Linked DNA regions of Mus musculus: region 2 is linked to region 1. A link is a loop called in an ENCODE intact Hi-C map of the cell type or tissue named here. Cell type or tissue: left cerebral cortex. All regions are shown on one strand. Links, peaks and the distances in the headings refer to the core of each region. The heading gives the core; the rest is flanking DNA. Region 1 has its middle 12 kb from the start of Gm32502. Region 2 has its middle 21 kb from the start of Gm32249.

What was found. Peaks named below come from ENCODE experiments on the same cell type or tissue, not always from the same donor. Only the 100,000 strongest peaks of a DNase experiment are listed, where the experiment ranks them.
Region 2: a loop joins it to region 1, with 4 times the contacts of the local background. A loop is called at or near these places in 14 of 42 quality-filtered maps.

The regions. Positions count from the first base shown.
Region 1 is chr11:99,309,368-99,312,277 of GRCm38, reverse strand. No RefSeq gene overlaps it. Among named protein-coding and RNA genes, the nearest start is that of Gm32502, 12 kb to the left of the region's middle. In left cerebral cortex, for the core only: CTCF peaks have their summits at 1,066, 1,273 (motif pointing left) and 2,683 (motif pointing left); a DNase peak (open chromatin) is centred at 1,309.
Region 2 is chr11:99,188,203-99,191,112 of GRCm38, reverse strand. No RefSeq gene overlaps it. Among named protein-coding and RNA genes, the nearest start is that of Gm32249, 21 kb to the right of the region's middle. In left cerebral cortex, for the core only: a CTCF peak has its summit at 1,637 (motif pointing left); a DNase peak (open chromatin) is centred at 1,647.

The sequences.
Region 1 (2,910 bases), core at 305-2,804:
CTCTGGCTCAAAGAAAGCAAACTGGAAGGTTGTGAGGGGGGTAGGAAAGGTGAGTGTCCCTGCAGGCTTTACGTTACGGTCTTCATTGAAACGATCCGAGTGAGGTTAGAATAAAACTTGGTTCAGATCAACTTAGTCAGCTGTCCATGGTTCAAACTCCAGAGTGTGACACCAGGTCATTTATTTCAGCCACATTTAAAAACAGCACAATTTGGGGGGGGGGGGGAGGTTTCCTGATAACAATTAACTCACGTCTGTGAGTACAGCAGGACTTAAGACATGTTTACACTGAAATTCTTGACAAAGTACATCTGGCTTTTTTCACAAGGATGGGTACTGTTGACTCAGAGAGAGTGAACAAGATGTTGGGTCTAGGAAAAATGACTAAGGTAAACACAGAGGCTCTGGATGTCAGGATTGGCCTGGCCCTAAGATGACATGGAGGGCAAGTGGCCTCTCTCAGATGGATGGGTTTTAAGGCCTAGAATCAATGCCCAGGAATTGGGATGAAAGGGTCTGGGATAAGGAAAACGTAAATTCTGGAGGGATACGGATCGATCCAGGCTCAACAGATAGGAAAGGATCGCCAGGCTGTAAAGTATATTCTCTCCCAGCGTTCTGGGAGAGCAGGTAAACACATTCTTCCTTTGAAGAGAAAAGCCTGGTGCTGAACTTTTCCTGGCTTCTCCAGTGCTTGTCTGTGTGCACAGGGACTTCTTTGGTTCTCTACAGAAGGTGAAAACCAACACCCCAGGTTGTCCTCCAATCTCCATATGCACTGTGAGCATTGGAACTCACACATGTCACTGCACAATACTAATTACACACACAGAGACACATATATACTCACAAAGGTAAGTCTTCAAGACATGAAAGTACAAGAAAACCAGCAGGGAAGGAAAGGGAGAAAGAATAAGAGTTGAGACTTGAGACAGAAGATAGAATGCAGGTAAATGAGATAAATGAGAGAGGAAGGGGGGCATGGAAATGCCATTTTGAAATGCACTATTTTGAGTGATTAATAAACACTAACTAAAATCGTTTTGTCACAGCTGGAGAGATGACCTAGAGTTAAGAACACTGGCTGCTCTTCCAGAGATCCTGAGTTCAATTCCCAGCAACCACCTGGTGGCTCACAACCATCTAAAGTGAGCTCTTGTGCCTTCTTGTGGCCTGCAGGCATACATGCAGGCAAATGCTGTATACATCATAAATAAATCAAAAAAAAAAAAAAAAAAAAAGTCTTAGCTATAGTTTGGTGCCACCTGCTGTCCAAAAAGTATAATTACATTAACCCACCTCTCAAAGGCTAGGTGAAGAACCTGAAGAATGGAAGCCCAGAAACTGTTGCTGTGGGTCTAATTCCTACAGTGCCCTAAGACATGAAGGGGTTTCACTACTCTTGTCCTGTGTGGCCAGTGGACATGCTGAACTCCTCAGTGTGTGAACTATCAGCAGAGCTATGCGCAAGCCATAACAGGATCCCTAAAAGATGAGGCCAGGCTGCACAGGAACAAATAATTCATGGACTGAGAGTGACCAGACAGCTTTGCCCGCTGCCTCACACCCAGATGAGTCTTATCAAAGCAAGCAAGTTTAAGTAAGAAATGACGTTTTCGATATCAGACAAGCCCTATTTGTTTAATAGTGGTAAATACTCATTTATCAAGAGTGTAGAGAAAAGACACCAATGCCTTACCAGATGGAGGGTGAGCTGGCAAAACCATCCGAAAAATAATACAGCATCAGACACCAAGTAGTGCTTCCATGAAGCCAAAGAGTCTCCTTCTAGGAATCTGTCTTTACAATAATCAATTATTAATACCTGTCTATTCTTGCCAGCTGCTTATCAGAGGGAAACCTCAGACACAATAAAACATCCATCAACCAGAGTAAGTAAGTGCAGTCAGAAGGCACCAGCCAGACTATTAGGGACCATAACATAACATAACACAGCCATTAAAAATGCCCAAGCTTGCCAGGCAGTGGTGGCACACGCCTTTAATCCCAGAACTCAGGAGGCAAAGCTAGGTGGATCTCTGAATTCAAGGCTAGCCTGGTCTACAGAGTGAGTTCCAGGACAGCCAGGGCTGTTATACAAGAAACCCTGTCTGAAAACAAACTAAGTAACTAACTAACTGGAAGTTCCTTCATTGACCTGAAACGATATTAGTCATTCACTGTAAAACGAAAAACAGACACCCAGTATGACCCAGCTTTGTAAGAAAACAATTGCATACATGTTACACACATGTGCATGAAAAAGCAAAAACAATACACTCTGACATCTTCCCAGTGTTGGGCATTTTGAGGGAGTGAAAACACAAGGAACAGAATGGGCCAGCAAACAAAGGCTCCTGCCAGCAAGCTTGACAAGCTAGGTTCGATTCCCAGGAGCCATATGGTGGGAAGAGAAAACTGGCTGTCACACACACACACACACACACACACACACACACACACACACACTTGATAAATAAGCAAACTTATTTACCAGAGAAAAATACATTTTTATTCAGAGAAAAATACAAGAACAATCAAGTAATAATTAATTTGGTTAAAATAGCTATAAGAGAGTTGGAAAGATGGTTCAGTGGTTAAGAGCACTGATTGCTCTTTCAGAGGTCCTGAGTTCAATTCCCAGCAACCATTTGGTGGCTCACAACCATCTGTAAATGGGATCCGATGCCCTCTTCTGGTGTGTCTGAAGACAGCTACAGTGTACTCACGTAAATAAAATAAATAACTAAATCTTTTAAAAAGACAGCTGTAAGAACAATAAAAATGAAAATTACGTGAGTGAGGAGAAACTGAGTTGTCCTGTGAGACTTTGACTCAAAAGGGGCATTGAGATGCTCAGAAGGTAAGGGCTCTCGCCACCAAGCCTGGCCAAGCCTGATAACCTGAGTC
Region 2 (2,910 bases), core at 217-2,716, 120 kb after region 1:
ACAGGCAAGGCATAGGCAGTTTCACCAAGTGGTCAGTGTTACCACATGCAGGTGGAGTTGGCGGTGCTCCACAAGAGGTTTTAAAAAAAAATTAAAAACGTGATGTCCCCCAAATACTGAATATTTTAGTAGATCAAATTTGAAAAATGGTCTCTCTGCATTCCTCTTGAACTAAGTCTCAAGACAGCACCGAGAGGAGTCCTCCCTATGACTTTGGAAGAGACCATCCTTGTTCCCAAGAGAGACATGGGGAATGGGTTAAACTAGCCTGCCGCCTCCCCAATATACCAGCTTTGCTTCTCCTGCCCTCAGTTTCCCCCAGTACCCACCCTCACCCTGTCCTGTGGGGTGTGGAAGACTTTGCACTGCCACTAACCTATCACACACACACACACACACACACACACACACACCTGCACACCTGTTTCCTAGGGTCTTTGTTAGGTCTCTCATCCCGGGTGTCAAGAAAGAAGCTCAAGCCGGACAACAGAAGGATTTCTGGCAGGTTGGTAGAGGCCAGCAGTCCTCAATCATTGCCTTGCCTCCAGCAGAAGGGAAATGACTCTCCATTGATAAGAACACCTATAGCACTTATCAGCACATCAAAGCCCATCCTGCCTCCAGGCTCCCTCAGTCTCTACTACTCACTAGTACTTGTTAGACACCTCAAAGCCTTCCTAATGGCTTACTGTCTCTCCTCACCTCCCCAGGCTTCCTATCTCCCAGATACCCACTCACTCTCCACGTAATGGCATAATGGCAATGTTGTCCCCAACCTCCCTCTCCTGCTCCTCCATCTCTCTATTCCTCATCCTCTGCTCTCGAGCCCTGGCCATATCCAAACCGTTTCTCTTTCTCTCTTCTCTGGACAATTCCAGATGCCTCTGGATAATTTCCCTCCCTTATTCACAACCAAAACATTTAATGGAGTGGCCCACGCGAGCAGTTTCTTTACTGCACCCCCCTTGCATACAGTCTTCATTCTCTATAAGGTTCTACTGTTCCATAAAACGTTTACATTTTTTGCATGATTTTTTTTTCTTGTTAATCTGTCTTTTGTTACAGAAATCCAGGCAAGAACTCAAAAGGGTTAAAGTTGGGTGAGGGAGAGTCCCTTGCTTACAAAATCAACTTTTCCACTCCTGGTCTGAGTTGTTCTAGGTCAGTGCAGCTGAAATGCCGGATAGTTAGCACAGGACCGTTTGGAAGTCTGGTAGCCTGCAACAAGCCAACTTATTTACAAGCATTTTACTGCACTAGGATCAAGAAAGGAGAGTAAGCCTGGCCTGGAGGCTCACACTGAACGACTTCAGCACTTGGAAGTTGACGTTGGAAGATTGCTGTGAATTTGAAGCCAGTCTGGCGGGCTACATGAGTTTCAGGCCAGCATGGGCCACACTGTGAGACCCAGTCTCAAAAAAAGAAGGAAGAGAAGAGCCAAGGGGGAGCGGGACCAGAGAAGTTTACAAGCATAGGGACTGCATCTCACCCAAGCATCCTTTCTCTGACAGCACTTCCTGATGGGAAGGTTAAGGGGAGAAGCAATAATCCCAGGGCTGATAGCGCCTGTGATGCGCTGTTACAAACCACCTGAAGTGGCAGGTTAGGAGCCGCCTCTTCTGCTTGGCCTCTAGCGCCCTCTACAGGAGCTTGGCAAGAACTGGCCGCAGGGACCTCGGACAAAATCTGACTCCGCTCAGTTTGAGATTGAGGAAGGGCATTTTACCACAACTGTGGGAAAGTCCCTGGGCTAACTGAAACAAGTTGGTCATCTCGCTAAATAAAGCTGAACCTAAGCTATATACAGGGATCGGACAGGGACCCGTGCGACCCTACCTTCATCTTTACGGTTGAAATGAGAACAGAGAATGAAAATGGGAACTTTCTGACTCAGTCAGTGGGACAGAACGCTGTGTCAGCCGTGGCAGCCCAGGCTGGGCAGAGAGGCTGGTAACTTTAAGTTTCCTTTGGGCCGTTAATCATTGGTCTTTCACTCATTCAACATTATTCAGTATCTGCCAAGAGCCTTACTTGGCTCAGATGAGGTCCAGTGTGATATGGTCCCCGTGCTTTGTCAAGTGGAAGAGCAATTTGAGCATAGGACAGGACCCAGGTGGCTACAGGACCTCCGAGTTGCACACTGGAGCACCAGGGCCAGCTCCCAGGGTAGCCTCTCCCAGTCCAGTGCCCTCTGCTTTGCACTGGAAAAGATTGATTCGGAGTCAGAACAACTTTGAAAGCCCGGAGGCCTGGGTGGAGTGGGGGGTAGGGATAAATCATATAAAAGTGTGTTTTTATACATTCCAGTGTCAGTGTTTGGGAAAGACTGTTCTGTGGCCTAGTTGTATTGAGAATAAGGGTATGTGACATGGATTGTAGATGAGACTGGCTGGGAAGGACACATCATGGTGGCTTTCTCTTACTTCCTTTGGGCTTGGGCTTGGGCTTGGTTAGGGTTTGGAGTCTCAGGACTGGAAGAGGAGCAGGAGGTCACAGTGGTTAGAAGAGGTGCCAGACGTTCTGCTGGACAAAGATCAAGTGCAGGGGCCATTTGTCATTCTTTCGGGGCTAAAGAAAAGCATACTGCCCAGGGTCCCTTCCCACTCACGCTCAAAGACAAGCCCTGGACCCCTGGGCAGGATGACTGCTCCAAGGGTGGGATTCAGTCTGGGCTGAGAACCAGAGCTCTTCCCAGTCTCCTCCCCTCCACTTCTCCCCTCTTGTTCCAGCTTAGCCCTGTCCCATCTCCTTCTCTCTGTTTTCTAAGAGAGAAGGGCCCAGTTCTAAGAACTCTCCGCCAGCCATCCCTCCGAGGGACAGTCATCCTCCTCCTGCCTTCTCTGCCTCACAGGACCACACAGGTGAGAGCCACCCAAGGTTTCTCATTTCTTTCTTCGGTCTTCACGATTC